Linked DNA regions of Homo sapiens: regions 1 and 2 are each linked to region 3. A link is an interaction called in ENCODE POLR2A ChIA-PET data of the cell type or tissue named here. Cell type or tissue: GM12878. All regions are shown on one strand. Each heading gives the region's core, and the rest is flanking DNA. Links, peaks and the distances in the headings are about the cores only.

Region 1 (5,439 bases), core at 1,254-3,753, 170 kb before region 3:
ATGCACACAAAAAATTAGCTGGGCATGCTGGCATGCACCTGTAGTTCCAGCTACTCAGGAGGCTGAGGCGGGAGGATCGCTTGAGCCCAGGAGGTAGAGGTTGCAGTCAGCCAAGATCACACCACTGCACTCCAGCCTGGGCCACAAAGCCAGAACCTGTCTCATAAAAAAAAAAAAAAAAAAAATGCCGGACATGGTGGCTCATGTCTGTAATCCCAGCACTTTGGGAGGCTGAGGCAGGTGGATCACCTAAGGTCAGGAGTTTGAGACCAGCCTGGCCAACATAATGAAACCCCGTCTCCACTAAAAATACAAAAAATTAGCTGGGCGTGGTGGCAGGCGCCTGTAATCCCAGCTACTCGGTAGGCTGAGGCAGGAGACTTGCTTGAACCCAGGAGGCAGAGGTTGCAGTGAGCCAAGATCGTGCCATTGCACCACAGCCTGGGCAACAAGAGCAAAACTCCATCAAAAAAAAGAAAGAAAAAAAAAAGCCAGGTGCAGTGGCTCACCCCTGTAATCCCAGCATTTTGGGAGGCCGAGGCGGGCAGATCACGAGGTCAGGAGATCAAGACCATCCCGGTTAACATGGTGAAACCCCGTCTCTACTAAAAATACAAAAATTAGCCAGGCGTGGTGGTGGGTGCCTGTAATCCCAGCTACTCAGGAGGCTGAGGCGGGAGAATCGCTTGAACCTGGGAGGCGGAAGTTGCAGTGAGCCGAGATCGTGCCATTGCACTCCAGCCTGGGTTACAGAGCGAGACACCTTCTAAAAAAAAGAAAAAAATCGTGTTTTTTTTTTTTGGAGATATTTGGGAGTAAGTTGCACCTATCACATCCCTTTACCCCTAGAGGCCATTCTGAAGAACAAGGCCACTCTCTTACACATCCACAGCATAATTATCACACTCAAGAATTTAGCATTGACCAAGTCCATGTTTGAATTGCATCAAGCGTCCTGCTACTGTCTTTCAGAGCAGCTTTCAGTTTGTGACACTCCAGGATTGGGTGTTGCATGCAGCTATTGTGCTTCTTGAGGTGGCTTCTTTTTTTTTTTTTTTTTTTTGAGACAGAGTCTCGCTCTGTTGCCCAGGCTGGAGTGCAGTGGTGCGATCTCAGCTCACTGCAAGCTCCGCCTCCTGGGTTCACGCCATTCTCCTGCCTCAGCCTTCCAAGTAGCTGGGACTACACGTGCCCGCCACCAAGCCTGGCTGATTTTTTTCTATTTTCAGTAGAGACGGGGTTTCCCCATGTTAGCCAGGATGGTCTCGATCTCCTGACCTTGTGATCCGCCCGCCTCGGCCTCCCAAAGTGCTGGGATTACAGGCATGAGCCACTGCGCCCGGCTGAGGTGGCTTCACTCTGAAACAGTTACTCAGTCTTTGTCTTTCTTTTCTATTTTTATTTTTTATTATTGCACACAATTCACGCAGAGATTAAGGAGATGTTTTTTTTAAGAGAAGGGGTCTCACTATGTTGCCCAGGCTAGAACTCCTGGGCTCAAGTGATCCTCCTGCCTCAGCCTCCCAAAGTGCTGGGATTACAGGTGGCAGCCACCACGCCCAGCCCAGTCTTTGCCTTTTTTAATGCTGATTTTTTAAAGAATCCAGGTAGGCCATTTTATAGAATATGCCTTGCATTTAGGCGCATCTGATGTTTCCTCATGATTAGATCTGGGTTACATGTGTGAGACAGGAAAACCACAGAAGGGATGCCAGAGTCTCAGCGCTTTGGCTGAAGGAAGCCCATGCTCTCATGCTTCCTGAAGTTCATGTGCTCAGAGCTCATATGCTCTGAGTGCACTCCACCAAGGCTGGAGTGCAGTGGCACCAACGAGACTCACTGCAGCCTTGGCCTTCTGAGCACAAGGGATCCTCTCACCTCAGCCTCCTGAATAGCTGGGATTACAGGTGCACACCAACATGCCTGGCTAATTTTTAAGCTTTTTTTTTAATAGAGATGGGGGTCTCATTGTGTTGCCCAGGCTGGTCTTAAACTCCTGGGCTCAAGCCATCCTCCTGCCTCAGCCTCCCAAAGTGCTGGGATTACAGGTGGGAGCCACTGCACCTGGCCAACAACAGAAGTCTATTTCTTCACAGTTCTGGAGGCTGGAAGTCCAAGATCAAGGTATCAACTACCCAAAGTGCTTGGATTACAGGCATGAGCCACCACACTTAGCCTGATGCTATGTAGTTATCTTTTTTCTCCTCAAACTTTCACATGCTGCTTTGGCCTCCACTGATGATTCTCTTGGCTGAATCAATTTTTTTTTATTTTTTTTTCGAGATGGAGCCTTGCTCTGTCATTCAGCCTGGAGTACAGCAGTGTGATCTCGGCTCACTGCAACCTCTACCTTGCGGAGTCAAGCGATTCTCCTGCCTCAGCCTCCCGAGTAGCTGGGATTATGTGCCACCATGCCCAGCTAATTTTTGTATTTTTAGTAGAGACGGGGTTTCACCATGTTAGTCAGGCTGCTCTCAAACTCCTGGCCTCATGATCTGCCCACTTCAGCCTCCCAAAGTGCTAGGATTACAGGTGTGAGCCACCATGCCCGGCCTTGGCTGAATCAGGCATTACAACGATGTTTGAATATTGGAAGTCTTCAAAGCATCTGAATATCACTCTCCAAAAGTTGAACAGCAATCTTCAGATGATAATTTTCCAAACTCATTATTCTTCTCACATGTATTCGTTAGCATTTGTACTTGCTTTTTTCAGGGAAATGGATCCAGTACTTTCATCAGATTCTTCGAGACACCAGTGATTCAAAAAACAACAAAACCTCCCTCATTTTCAGTGGCTATAGCATATTCTGTTGTATGGATGCAGCATAATTTTTTCCCAGTTCCTACTGCTACAGGATCTTTGGGGTGTAGATTTTCTTCCCCGCTGGAAACCTCTGTTGCCAATGATGCCTTTGCCTGAGTTCTTGTCCTGAGTCCAGGAAGAATGAGGTACGCAGACAAGTGAAGGGTGAAGAAGACAAGGATGAGCTTGATTTAGTGTTACAACCGCTCAGAGGACCCACAGTGGGTAGCTCCTCTCTGTAGGCAGGTCATCTGTTGAGTGTTCAGTTATCAGCAGACAGGAGGTTCTGGAGAGGGTAGCTCCTCCCTACAACTGGTCATCCTAATGTCTGCAATTCTTAGCAGAGAGGAGGCCCTGGTGGGGGTGGCTCCTCTCTGCCAGCAGGTAGTCTGCAGGTAGCTCTTCTCTGCCACTGGTAGTCCAATCCTCTCTCCTCCCTCTTCCTTCTCTGGCTGTCCCCTGCCCTGCTCTGGCTGAGCCCAGAGCTTTTATGGGCCTCAGAGGGAAGGAAGTCCATGCTGATTGGTCCATGGGTAGCCATGGGCAGCCCAGAAGAGGCACCGCGTGTCCCCACTCTGGTCCTCAGGACTGATAGCCCAGCCCCCAGCCTTCAGGCCCTCCTTAGGACTGCCCCCTTCTGCCCAGGCCTCCTACTGCCATTCACAGCCCCGGGGCTCTGCCCTAACCACTGATCTGAGATGGGAGCAGGAGCCAGGAGCGGTGAGAAGCCAGGCAGTGGGAACAGGCACCCCTGAGACTGAAGGGATGGGGGGCCCTTCCTGGGGCCCCCAAGGGTGCAGGCTGCAGAGACTCTTGAGTCCCATGCCTGGGAGGGCAGTTGCCACTGCACCCAGAAGCTCCCACCCCACCAATTCAGAAGGGGCAGGGCTCCCACTTGTCCCAGCTCCTGCCTGCTCTGTGGAGCTGGAGGCCCAGATTTGCAGTACCGGGTCTGGTGGCTGCAGCTGCACCCAGGAGGACAGATCCTGCCCGTTCCTGGCACCACCCCCCTCACCCCCAAGAGCACAGGGAGGCTCAGATCCACAGCCACAGTTTGGGTGACTGCAGTGACACCTGGGGAGCTCTGCCCCAACTCAGAAGGGGCGGGGCTCCCCCGGCTCCATGAAACGTGCAGCCCCAGCTGCACCTCCCTGCTGCAGCCAGCATGATAGCAGCAGCCCCTGCCATCACTACCAATAGATGTTTGGGTTTTCCCTAGTTTTTACTACTCTAAACAATACTTGAGGAACATCTTTTTGCACAACACTTGGTGCATTCCTTTAATTTTTTCTTTTTTCTTTTTTCTTTTTTTTTTTTTTTTTGAGATGGAGTCTTGCTCTGTCGCCCAGGCTGGAGTGCAGTGGTGCAATCTTGGCTCACTGCAACCTCCGACTCCCTGGTTCAAGCGATTCTCCTGCCTCAGCCTCCCAAGTAGCTGGGACTACAGGCACTGCCACCACATCCAGCTAATTTTTGTACTTTTGGTAGAGACAGGGTTTCGCCATGTTGGCCAGGCTGCTCTCAATCCCCTGACCTTGTGATCTGCCCGCCTTGGCCTCCCGAAGTGCTGGGATTACAGGTGTGAGCCACCGCGCCTGGCCACTCCCTCAATCCACCTTGGCCTCCCGAAGTGCTGAGATTACAGGTGTGAGCCACCGCGCCTGGCCACTCCCTCAACCCGCCTTGGCCTCCCACAGTGCTGGGATTACAGGTGTGAGCCACCGCGCCCGGCCACTCCCTCCATTTTCTTTAGGATGAGCTCTCAGGAGATGAGTGGCAGGTGTATTTTGAAGACTTTTGCTAGACAATGCCAACTACGACTCAGAGGGCCTGTGCCAAGTCCATGTATGTGAAAATGTCCGTGTGCTCCCACCCTCCCCAGCACTGGGCATTTTTCTGTTTAAGCTTGGTGTGCGTCACCAGTGTTGGTTGTACAGTCATTACAAGAAATTCCTAGTGCACTCAAGAAGTCTCTGCCTTGTGCTCAGGGATTTGCGAAGCAGGATTGGCCCCGGGTAATGCATTTAATTACTGCTGTGTCTGTCACTAGAGGGAGCACCCGATCCACTTAAGGGCCTATTTTTGCATTGATCAGGGCCTCTCCCACCCAGGAGAGTTCCAAGTTCAGCTCCAGAGGCACAGAGGAAAGTAGTTTTTGTCAATTACCTACCCCAGCGTGTGCAGACCCCTCAAGCTGGGAAGGTCACAAGTGTCTGCTCAGAAGTACTCAGGAACTAAGGAGCAGAGAACCTGCTACCAACCACAGACTAGCAGACACAGAAACTCAGGAAAGGATGCTCAACCTCACTGGGAAGAAAGGAGATGCAAATAAAAGATGGGACACCTTGACTTGCCCATGATGTGGAATCTTTTGAAGACTGCTCATCGTCAGGCTCACTCCTGTGAGGGGACTTTGACACTGGCAGTTTCCTCTGCCTGGAATGGCTTTTCTCTGGATTCCCACAAAACTTGCTCTCTTACTTCCTTTAATTTTTTTTTTTTTTTAAACAAAGTCTCGCTCTGTCACCCAGGCTAAAGTGCAGTGTCATGATCTCGGCTCACCACCACCTCCACCTCCGCTTCCTGGGTTCAAGTGATTCTCCTGCCTCAGCCTCCCAAGTAGCTGGGACTACA
Region 2 (5,439 bases), core at 1,020-3,519, 130 kb before region 3:
CTCTGTGTCCTCGGCCTCACCCACGCGGCATGGTGCTGGGGAGGCCTCAGAGACTCCTACTGAACAAAAGGAATGAGGGTGCCTGTGTCACCTCCCCAGGGCTCCTTAACTTGCGGTTACACCCGGGCACTCCTTGGGGCAGGGGCTTCGTCTGGTCCATAGGACTATCCTCCATAGGACAGTCGGGGTTCGCCCAGCTTCCTCCACGGGTGCGCTCTGGACCTGATGGGTCTCGTCCGTCCTTGTGCCCGTGGCTTCATTCGCTGAACACAGGAGACCCCAGAAGACACGCGCTGAGTGAAGGAAACTCAGCTTCCGCGGAACCCGGAGCTTCCCCTCTTAGATCACCCCGACTACTGGTTCTCGCGTCCCAGAGCTCCTTGGTGTCTAAAGGCCTTGTCTGATCTGCACTGTCTGATCTGCACAGGCTTCGGGAGGCGGACACTGAGCAGAAACAACGCCACGCCCGGCTCCGAGTGTCCCATGCTGCCACCACTAAAATGCCCTGATTTTTGGCCATATGTGACCTCCCTGGGTGGCACGGGCCCTAGGCACCCGTGGCTGTGCGCCTGGCTACCACCAGCTCAGGCCTCTGAGCAATAGCCCCTGCACGGAAACCACGACCAGGGTAACCCCGGCCGCGCCGGTTCGCGCCCAGCCCGGTTCAGGTGACCAGGCGGGAGCTTGGCACACCTGGCGCCGTCCCCTGACCCCGCCCCGGACCGGGCCGCACCCCGGAACGCTCTCTCTGGGCGCCAGCGGCGGCGGTGCAGGGCCATGGCGGCGGCGCCAGCGGTGTGCGCCTCGCAGGGGAGCCCGCCGGGTGCACCGTCCGCGCCGGCGGCCGCGCCAGCACCCGCGGCCGGCCTGGGCCGCTGCCGGATGGCGCTGCTGCTGGCCGTGGCGCTGGATGTGGCGGGCATGGCGGCGCTGCTGACCGGCGTGTTCGCGCAGCTGCAGGTGCGCGGCCGCGACTTCGGGGACCTGCTCATCTACTCGGGCGCGCTGCTGGTGTTCCTGAGCCTGCTGGGCTGGATCCTCTGGTACACCGGCAACATCGAGATCTCGCGCCAGGAGCTGGAGCGCGACTACGGCCTGCGGCCCTCGGCGCTCGCCCGCCTGGCGCGCAAGCTCTCCCGCCGCTGGTCGGCGCCCGCCGCCGCGGGCCAGCGCCCCGCGCCCGGCTCCCGGAGAGCGCGCCGAGCCGCCCGCGCGCCCCCGCCGCCCGCCGCCGGCTCCCGCCGCGTGCGCCTGCAGCTCGCCACGCTCGAGGCCGGGCCCGGGGCGGCGGGCGCGGGCAGCGAGTGAGGCCCAGGTGAGGGGCGGGCGGGGCAGGGCGGGGAGACGGAGGGACCGAGGGAGGGACGGGAATGGAGACAGACGGGGGAGCGATGGACAGATGGAGACAGAGAGCGGCCATGGGGAGGTAGAGTCCCAGGGCGGGGTGGAGACAGGGACGGGAAGGCTCTGGCGGAGAACCGCAGACACAGCAAGCACAGGTGCATACGTGGGGGAGGCTGTGAGACCCTGCCCCTGGAGATGGGAAGTGTGGGGGTCGAGTCACACAGTTAGGCCCCCCGCACGGGGAGAGCCCCAGCTTCCAGGTACACCAGGCCCCATTTTTTGTTTTGTTTTGTTTTGTTGTCGTTTGGGGTTGTTTTGAGACAGGATCTCTCACTGTCACCCAGGCTGGAGTGCAGTGGCGTGATCTCAGCTCACAGCAGCCTCGACCTCCTAGGCTCAAGCAGTCCTCCCACCTGAGCCTCCCAAGTAGCTGAGAATACATGTGCGCCCCACCTTGCCGGGCTAATTTTTGTATATTTAGTAGAGACGGGGTTTTGCCATGTGGGCCAGGTTGGTCCCCACCTCCTGAGCTCATGCGATTTGCTCTCCTCAGCCTCCCAAAGTGCTGGGATTACAGGCGTGAGCCACTGAGCCCAGACCAGGCCCCATTTAATCCTCTCCATGTAACTGGTCTCCAAGGTCACTACTATTACCATCCCCATTCTGCAGTGGAGGAAACTGAAGCGCAGAAAGGCGCCACATTTGCCCAAGGCCACACAACACGTAGGTGGAGGAGCTGGGATTCTCCTGACCTGTAGGCCTAGGAAAAGAGGAGCTGGGATTCTCCTGACCTGTAGGCCTAGGAAAGGAGGAGCTGGGATTTTCCTGACCTGTAGGCCTAGAAAAGGAGGAGTAAGAAGGACCAACAGCAGGAGAAATGAAGCCACCACACATTCACTCCCCTTTCCCCTCTACCTTCTATCTCTTTCCTAAACACACCTTTCCAGCTAGCCTGCCTCTGCTCAAAGACCTGCTGTGGCTCCCTCTTCACCTTTGGTTAAACTGAAGCACTCACTGGCCTGTGGACCCCCCATATTTTGGCCCCATTTCTCCTGCCTCTCTGCACTAATGGTGTCTCTTAGTCCACAGATAGCCAGTTGGTCCCTGTTCCTGCTCTTCTCTACACCAGGAGTGCCCTTGGCTGTCTCCACTCCACCCAGAAAACTTCTCACATGTTTAAGATTTAACTTAATTTCTCTGGGTCTTCTCTGGGTCTTCATATTGTCTGAGCGACCCCTCTTGCTGCTTATATGGCCATGTGCTGTGTCTATGTTGTTACTGTCTCTCCCACCTGACAGGGAGTGCCTTGAGGGTAAGACCTAGGTCCCTAGCGTCCTTGTTCCTAGCATTGCCCAGCAAAAAGTGTGAAATCAGGAAAGGTTGATGGTTGGGTAGGGAAGTGGAAGGATGGATGGAAGAACGGATGGCTGGATGGGTGGATGGGTAGATGGATGGGTGGATGGATGGATGAGTTGGTTGATGGATGCATGGGTGAATGGATGATAGATTGATAGATGGGTGGGTGGGTGGATGGGTAGATCGATGGGTGCGTGGATGGATGAGTTGTTTGATGGATGGATGGGTGAATGCATAGATGGGTGGGTGGTTGGATAGGTGGATGGGTAGATGGATGGGTGGATGGACGGGTGAATGGACAGATGGGTGGGTGGGTGGATGGGTGAATACATGGGTTGGTTGATGCAGGGATGTGGTTGGATTGACGGATGGATGGGTTGTTTAATGGGTAGATATGGGTAGGTGGTGAATTGGGCAATGAACCATGAATGGATATGGTTGGAGAGGGAGCCCTGCCTGATAAAGGGGCAAGAGCTTTTCCTGATACTTCTCTGTGTCCTCGGCCTCACCCATGCAGCATGGTACTGGGGAGGCCTCAGAGACTCCTACTGAACAAAAGAAATGAGGGTGCCTGTGTCACCTCCCCAGGGCACCTTAACTTGCGGTTACACCTGGGAACTCCTTGGGGCAGGGGCCTCGGCTGGTCCATAGGACTATCCATAGGACAGTCAGAGTTTGCCCAGCCTCTGTGCGCTCTCTGGATAGATAGGTAGATGGGTGAATGGGTAGTTGAATAGATGGTTGGGGCTGAATGATAAGTACACAGATGAGTGGATGAATGCATTTAATGGCACATGGATGGTTGGGTGACTGAATTCATCTCTCAAATAGGGTTTTGGTAAAAGAATTAAACCCTATTATCCTAGGACGTTCTATGTAGGTAAATAATTAACTTTTTTTTTTTTTTTTTTTTTTTTTGAGATGGAGTTACACTCTTGTTGTCCAGGCTGGAGTGCAGTGGCGCAATCTCGGCTCACTGCAACCTCTGCCTCCCGCGTTCAAGCAATTCTCTTGCCTCAGCTTCCCGAGTAGCTGGGATTACAGGCATGCACCCCCACACCTGGCTAATTTTGTATTTTTAGTAGAGACGGGGTTTCTCCATGTTGGTCAGGCTGGTCTCAAACTCCCGATCTCGGGTGATCCGCCCACCTCGGCCACCCAAAGTGCTGGGATTACAGGCGTGAACCACCGTGCCCGGCTGGAATTAACTTTTCTCCTATGCATCCAGAATGCTACCAGTTATATATTATTCTTTGTGAGATTTGGGGAAATAGTCACCCCAATCATATGCTACGTGCCGTGATTCAGTGAAGGAACTGGGGTAAGAAAGCATGAACATCTGCTTGCACGGGTGAAGCGTAAGCTAACATGAAGCTTGGCATAGAATGCAAACATAAGCACCTGTAGTTACTGTTACCTTTGGAAATCCTGGCTGAGCACAGTGGCTCATGCCTGTAATCCCAGCACTTTGGGAGGCCGAGGTGGGAGAATTGCTTGCTTGAACCTGGGAGGCAAAGGCTGCAGTGAGCCAAGATCACGCCACTGCACTCCAGCCTGAGTGACAGAGTGAGAACCCGTCTCAAAAAAAGAAAGAAAAGAACATCCTTTATGAGGTTGGGCATGGTGGCTCATGCCTGTAATCCCAGCACTTTGGGAGGCCGAGGCGGGTGGATCACCTGAGGTCAGGAGTTCGAGACCAACCTGGCAACCATGGTGAAACCCTGTCTCTACTAAAAATACAAAAATTAGCCAGGCATGGTGGCGGACGCCTGTAATCCCAGCTACTAGGGAGGCTGAGGCAGGAGAATCACTTGAATCTGGGAGGCGGAGGTTGCAGTGAACCAAGATCGTGCCACTGCACTCCAGCTTGGGCAACAGAGCAAGACTCCATCTCAAAAAAAGAAAAGGAGAGGAGAGGAGGGGAGGGGAGGGGAGGAGGGGGGAAGGGGGAGGGGAGGGGGAAGCAGGGAGGGAAGGGGGGAAGGGAGGGGAGGGGGAAGGGGGAAGGGGGAGGGGACGGGCAAGGGGGGAGGGGAGGGGGGAAGGGGGGAGGGGAGGGGAGGGGAGGAGAGGAGAATCCTTTACGTAGCTTAAACGTCTAACACAGCTGCACAGGCCTCCACTCTTGGAGCCTCCACCAAAGACTCAGACCACACTGACTCGAACGTAGGCCCCACTTAGAGGAAAATGGGCCTGTTCAAACCCAGGACTCTTGTTTACTGGGGAGAGTGAGCAGCTTCCAGCGCATGAAAGACAGAGAACCTGAATTTTAGCAGAGGGACCCACAGGTTCTGGCTCTGGTACCCCCACAACCTCCGAGACCACCATGAGTAGCCGGGCAGAGCCACCCCCATCACTCTGTTGTTCAGGCTGGAGAGCAGTGGTGCAATCACAGCTCACTGCAGCCTCCACCTCCTGGGCTCAAGCAATCCTCCCACCTCAGCCTCCCAAGGAACTGGGACTACAGGTACCAGAGACGGGGTCTTCCTATGTTACCCAGGCTGGTGTCAAACTCCTGGGCTCAAGTGATCCTCCTGCCTGCAGCCAAAATGCTGGGGTGAGGGTCTGAGATGAGGACCACGATGCCCGGCCTCCTTCTGTCTTCACTGTGTCTGCCTGTCTCCCTCTCTCTCACTCTTTGTCTCTGTGTCTCTGTCTCCCAGGTCTCTTTCTTTGTCCCTGTGCTTCTGCCTTTCCCCTTCTGCATGTCTTCGTCTCCCCCTTTCTGCCTCTCCCTGG
Region 3 (5,439 bases), core at 1,004-3,503:
CCATTAGAGGAGAACCTGCTTGTCTGGTCCCCCTGCCCATTTTTTTTCTTTTGTGGGATGTGTGGCCCAGTGCTCTTAACAGAACACCTTTCTCTGGCTTCAGTTTTCATTAATTCAACAAGTAGCTTTAGTTGGGCCTGGCCTTATGCTAGATCCTGGGAAGTCGGCATGTTTCAGGGGGAGGCAGATGACTGAACAGGTACATCCTGTCACAGAGCCGAGGCTCACATGCTGTTCCAGGGTGACTGCGGGATGCTGTGGAAGCGGCGTGGAGCAGGCCTCTAACACAGATGCGGGGGGGAGGCTCCCTGGAGGAAGTGGTGTCTGTGTGGGGGCCTGAAGGACCCAGGAGGAGCTAGTCAGACTCGAAGAGCTCCGGGAAGGAGGAGGGAGCAGCCCAGCCCCGGCTGAGGGCAGTCAGGTGTGACGCCCACGCGGGAGGTAGCAAGAGATGAGGTGAGAGAGGCCTGAGAGCTTTGGTGAGAGTGAGGGGCCTTGCCAGAGTGGGAATCACTCGGCACCCGGCTTGATGGGGCTCACCTGCCTTTCCATGCCAAACCGTGGTTTTCCCTTTGCACACCAGTTTTGTGGGTCCTTCTCCAGAGAGTGCTGCCTTATAGTAACCCCATCTGTGAGGTATTTCCCGGATAAGGAAACTGGGGCTCGGTGGGGTGAGATCCTTGGTCTAGGCCACAGAGATTTCAGTTTGGGGAGGTCAAATGGGAATGCAAGCTTTTCTGACTTTGGATCACACTGTAACCCTAACTCTGCCCCTTTCTGTTTTTCCAAAGAGCTATTTCAAATCCGTTCATTGGTCTTTTCCTTTCTTTCCTTTAAACCTGTGGCCAGTTCAGGAGACGATTTGAATGTGGATGTTCAAGTCCCCGTCCCAGTCCTTGGCCAGTGTTTCTAGACTCTTCTGTTTCCTAGTTATTCCATCCTCTGGGGTTGGACCAGGGCTGCTAGCTCCCTTGGGAGGGTGTGCTTCTGGGGCCAGAGGGGGAGGCACTGAGGGTTCTCTTTAAGTGGGGACCCTCCCCAAGGCTTTCCCAAGCCACAGGAAAGCCCTAGCTCATCATCTTGTTGGGCCTTGGGCCGCTCCCCCTTCTCCTCTGGCCCCAGTGGCCCTTTCTATCAAATTGGTGTCCCTGGTTCCTCCTTGCTGGGTGGGTGATGCCGGATTCTGCAGCCGGCACACACCGTAGGTCCTGCCCAGAGGTGGTGGGGTTGCCATTACTGTCACTGCATCCCTGGAATTGGGTGTTCCCAGCCCCCTTTCAGATTTGGCTGAGAGCTGACAGAGGCTTGGGGGACATTAGAGGGAGATGGTCTTGCTGTCCTCCGGACTCTGGGCCCTTTAAGGAGCTGGGTGCTGGCCAGCCTGCTGCTGGTAGCAGGCTCTTTCCCTTCCTAGGGTACCGGCCAGGGGGCCAGGCGTTGGAGCTTCTGCTGAGCATTGGGACAGCTCAGGCAGCTGTTTCTGGAGGCCCCCTGAGGCATCTGTGCCCATGACCTCCATTTCTGGGTGCTCGTGGGTCAGCGCAGGTTGGGAAGGGGTGACAGATGAAGCATGGGCCCACCGGTTCCCTGGCGGCAGAGCTGTGCTTGGGCGGATACGTGCAGCAGTGGGGATGGCTCTGTGGGAGCCGCAGTTAGTGCCTGTCCAAGCAGGGGAAGGAAGGGGCTGGCAGGCCCTTGAGGGGTGGCTGGTGTTGAAGGCCCTAAAACACCACAGCTAAGTCAGAAACCAGAGGCAATAGTGCAGAGCTGGTGGAGGGAGAGCGGCAGAGGTAGTTTTCGTTTTTAATGGCTTCCTTTCTCATTTACAATTTCCCCTTCTTCCGTTTGCAGCCAGACTCATGGTTTTCAAACGGTAGCTAAAAACTAGTGGTAGTCACTTCCGCTTTCTTGAAGTTGCTAAAAGTTGCAAAGAATGGGGGTGGCGGGGTGCATGGCGCCTGCCGTAGTATCCGAATGGTCTGAGGAAAAGTACTTGAGTCACTTAGGCAAATGGGTAGAGTCTTTCTCCTGCTCCTCTGTGTTTAGCACCATCACCTTTGGGGTAGTGACCGGTCCCCTACCTGTCCTGCCAGAAAGCATCTGGACGTGGCCTCAGGGTTGGACCGGAAGAGACTTGCACCTGCTGAGCTCCTGCTGTGTCACGGCCACCTGCTTTAGCTCAATGCCTTTTCACAGCAGCCCGCCCTGGTGGGCTGTGTCTCCTTTTCACGGATGAGGAAATGAGACTCAGAGAAATCAAGCGCCTGCCCAGGTTCACCAGGAGAGTGCGAGTGAAACCCACTCTCCTGCTCCATTCGCAGGGATTCTAGCAGGCTTCATTAGGTTGGGAGAGGGGACTGAGAGGGCTTCAGGCCATAGTGCATTCAGAGGTTGTGGTGGGGGAAAGTTTTTTTCTCTTTTTTTCTGTTCTTCCATATTTGCATCTTCATTCTGTTTAGAGCCTGATAATTGAGGTCTGTAGAGTGTCGACCACTCAATTGCATTTGAGCCTTTCAGTCTATTCTGATTTTCAGAGGAGCCACTTGAGATGGAGAGTTCAGGGCGCTGCCTGGGTTCTCAGGGCCGAAGTTCTTGGATGCCGTGCACCAGCGAGCACCCTCCCGTCTCATTCTGGCTGCCCCTGCCCCAGTTGTCTGGGGAGCTCGGTTTGGAGGGGAAGCCTGACCTTTTCCCCGAAGCAGATGGTTAGTCTGTACCAGGGGTAGGGGGTTTGGGGGCCGAGGGCCATGCCTGTGCCCTTTAATCAGGTATCTTAGAAGTGAACGGTGGGCCTCAGTGTGAGAATTTCTGCCTGTTGTTTAGAGACCAGGGCACACTGGAAGCCTCTTGCTAGCCATGTGGCTCCACCCCTCTGGGCCCCTCTTCCACATGAGACTCTGTCGGAATAATAAGAATTCTTTACTTGGTCTTGATGTGGAGCCGAGACAAGTGTCTCTGCAAGTGCGGGTCCATGGATTTTCTACAGATGCTGGCTTGGTGCTGCTCCTATCCCGTCCCCACTGTGGAGGGGCTCACTTAGCTTAGAGCTGTTGGTGGTGAGGGATGGGGAAGGGGTAACCTGGGTGAGTGCCCCAGGGCTGAGCCTTGGCAGCTTCAGCTCTGCCAGGCTGGCCGGCATCTCATCAGCTCTGCGGACGCTGGGACATAGTGCAAGGCCTGAGCCTGGCCCTGGCTCTGTCCCTGCCATGGCCGATGGCCTGAGGCAGGTTTTTTTTTTTCCCCCAACAGTTTTTATTGAGATATTCTGTACAGTTCATCCATTTAGAGTGTACAGCCAGGCGCAGTGGCTCACGCCTGTAAGCCCAGCACTTTGGGAGGCCGAGGCAGGCAGATCACTTGAGGTCAGGCATTCAAGACCAGCCTGGCCAACGTGGTGAAACCCCGTCTGTACTAAAAAAATGCAAAAATTAGGCCGGGCGTGGTGATTCATGCCTGTAATCCCAGTGCTTTGGGAGGCCCAGGCAGGCGGATCACAAGGTCAGTAGTTCGAGACCAGCCTGGCCAATATGGTGAAACCCCGTCTTTACTAAAAAAACACACACAAAAATTAGCTGGGTGTGGTGGCGCACTCCTGTAATCCCAGGTACTCAGGCTGAGGTGGGAGAATTGCTTAAAACCGGGAGGCGGAGATTGCAGTGAGCCGAGATCGCGCCGCTGCACTCCAGCCTGGGTGACAGAGCGAAACTCTGTCTCAAAAAAAAAAAAAAAAAAAATCAGCCAAGAATGGTGGTGCGCACCTGTAGTCCCCACTACTCGGGAGGCTGAGGCAGGAGATATGCTTGAACCCAGGAGCTGGAGGTTGCGGTGAGCCGAGATCGCGCCACTGCACTCCAGGCTGGGTGACAGAGAGAGACTCTGTCTCAAGAAAAAAAATAATAAATAAAGGGTACAATTCAGTGGTTCTTAGTGTATTCACAACGTTGTGGAAACATCACCACAATTGATTTTGGAACTTTTTTTTAATCACCCTTTCCTTTCAGGAACTTCGCCCAATCCCCGCCAGCTCCTGGAAGCCTGTAAGCTCTTTTCTGTCTCTATGGATTTGCCTGTTCTGGATGCTTCACATAGTTGGAGGCCTGCAGTGTGTGGTTCCTTGGGACTGGCTTTGCTGGCATGGCATGGGCAGCCTATCAGCCTGCTTGGTCTCCCACGGAGAAAGAGGCTGTGTGTGTGTGCTTGCCACGTCTCGGTGCTTTGCTCGCCACAGCCTTAGGCCGGAAATTGGCAGAGTCATGATAAATTTGGCGGTTGCCCCTTGAGATTATTCTGGTCCCAGGTACACCCAGATCAGGAAATCCATTCCCCCTCCCGCTTCCCTCAGCACGCTGGTGAGTCACCTTTGCTGAGCCTGAGTTTTCTCATCTGTGACATGGACACTTGGTGGTCGGCCTGTCGCATTCCTTGTCAAGCGGGCTGGGAAGTAGGGGATGGTCCCTTGAGGAGGTCTAGCATCTGGGCAGAAGTGGGGAGGTGGGGAGTTACCACTGTGCACACAGAGGTTCCCGGAGCAAGGAAGGGAAACAGTTGTATTTCCTTGTGAGGTGGTGGTGCCTTCGTCACTCTTGACACAGGGGAAAATACACACCCATTGCCTGCCCAGGGCGATCTTGCACTTTCCCCCACCTCCTGATTTAGGGACCCCGTAGGAGTGGCTGGGAGGGGCCGGAGTGGGAGTGATTTCACTTCGTCTAACGCCCTGACAGGTACGGCAGCCTCCTGCCTGGGAGGAGCTGGGGCCTTGTGAAAATGAGGTTTGCTTTTCAGCTAATACTTGTGAGCGTTTATTGCCAGGGCCAGGTTCCATGCTAGGTGCTGCCCTCAGGTGCCCATGGTAACCTAGGGGGAAGGTTCTAGAGGAAGCATTGTAGGGCCACGAGTGTGTACCTCCAGTGCTTCATTGCTGTGTCACAGAGATGCTTCCAGGCGGCAGGTCAGAACGCACAGCTCAGGGAGACAGGGAGACAGTGGTGGACAAAGGCGGGGCTGGGGGCTGCTTGAGCCAGGCAGGCCAGGGAAGGCCCTTCTGTGAGGTGAATGCTTAGTAAGAGATCTGAGGATGAGAAAGTGAGTTATTAGGACAAAGTCGCTGGGGTAGACCCAAGCTTAGTGTGTTCTGAAAACAGAAGGCCAGCTTGGCCAGGGCAAGTAGGGAGTGGGAGGTCATTGAGGGTCCCAGGCGCTGACCCGATGAGAGGGCGGTTCTGATTTTCCCTTCAGCAAGCTCTGCATGGCTGTGGGGAGAGGGAACGAGCAGGGGTCGCCTGCGGTCGAGTGTGGGGGGCCTGCCGTCAAGTGGTGGTCATGCAGGCAGAAGGGGTGGGATGGTTATGTTTGGGGAGGTCAGCGGTGCCTGGGTCGGGGTGGGAGGCCTGATAAGTCCCTAGATTTCTGGTGGTGCTGGGTTGGAGGAGAACTCAG

Evidence for each region. Peaks named below come from ENCODE experiments on the same cell type or tissue, not always from the same donor. Only the 100,000 strongest peaks of a DNase experiment are listed, where the experiment ranks them.
Region 1: POLR2A ChIA-PET joins it to region 3 with 12 read pairs; 6 of 35 experiments call an interaction of 5 or more read pairs at or near these places.
Region 2: POLR2A ChIA-PET joins it to region 3 with 19 read pairs; 20 of 35 experiments call an interaction of 5 or more read pairs at or near these places.

Annotation. Positions count from the first base shown.
Region 1 is chr19:55,417,767-55,423,205 of GRCh38, reverse strand. The region is part of intron 2 of LOC105372462 (a long non-coding RNA gene); the gene reads right to left. Among named protein-coding and RNA genes, the nearest start is that of UBE2S, 13 kb to the right of the region's middle. RefSeq lists a silencer at 2,988-3,188 and enhancers at 3,525-4,094, 4,650-4,779. In GM12878, for the core only: no CTCF peak of the experiment used is centred there; no DNase peak of the experiment used is centred there.
Region 2 is chr19:55,379,598-55,385,036 of GRCh38, reverse strand. It overlaps TMEM238 (transmembrane protein 238), which reads left to right and starts at 745. Exons shown (of 2, transcript NM_001190764.2): 1 at 745-1,315. The coding sequence starts at 778. The coding sequence ends at 1,308. RefSeq lists enhancers at 60-129, 160-229, 183-1,145, 5,242-5,439 and silencers at 520-859, 1,150-1,239. In GM12878, for the core only: a CTCF peak has its summit at 1,114; no DNase peak of the experiment used is centred there; H3K4me3 peaks cover 977 bases; H3K27ac peaks cover 689 bases.
Region 3 is chr19:55,250,692-55,256,130 of GRCh38, reverse strand. The region is part of intron 1 of PPP6R1 (protein phosphatase 6 regulatory subunit 1); the gene reads left to right. Among named protein-coding and RNA genes, the nearest start is that of PPP6R1, 5.6 kb to the left of the region's middle. RefSeq lists enhancers at 974-1,023, 1,324-1,463, 1,864-1,973, 1,984-2,203, 2,434-2,513 and 1 more. In GM12878, for the core only: no CTCF peak of the experiment used is centred there; a DNase peak (open chromatin) is centred at 1,970; H3K4me3 peaks cover 2,500 bases; H3K27ac peaks cover 2,500 bases.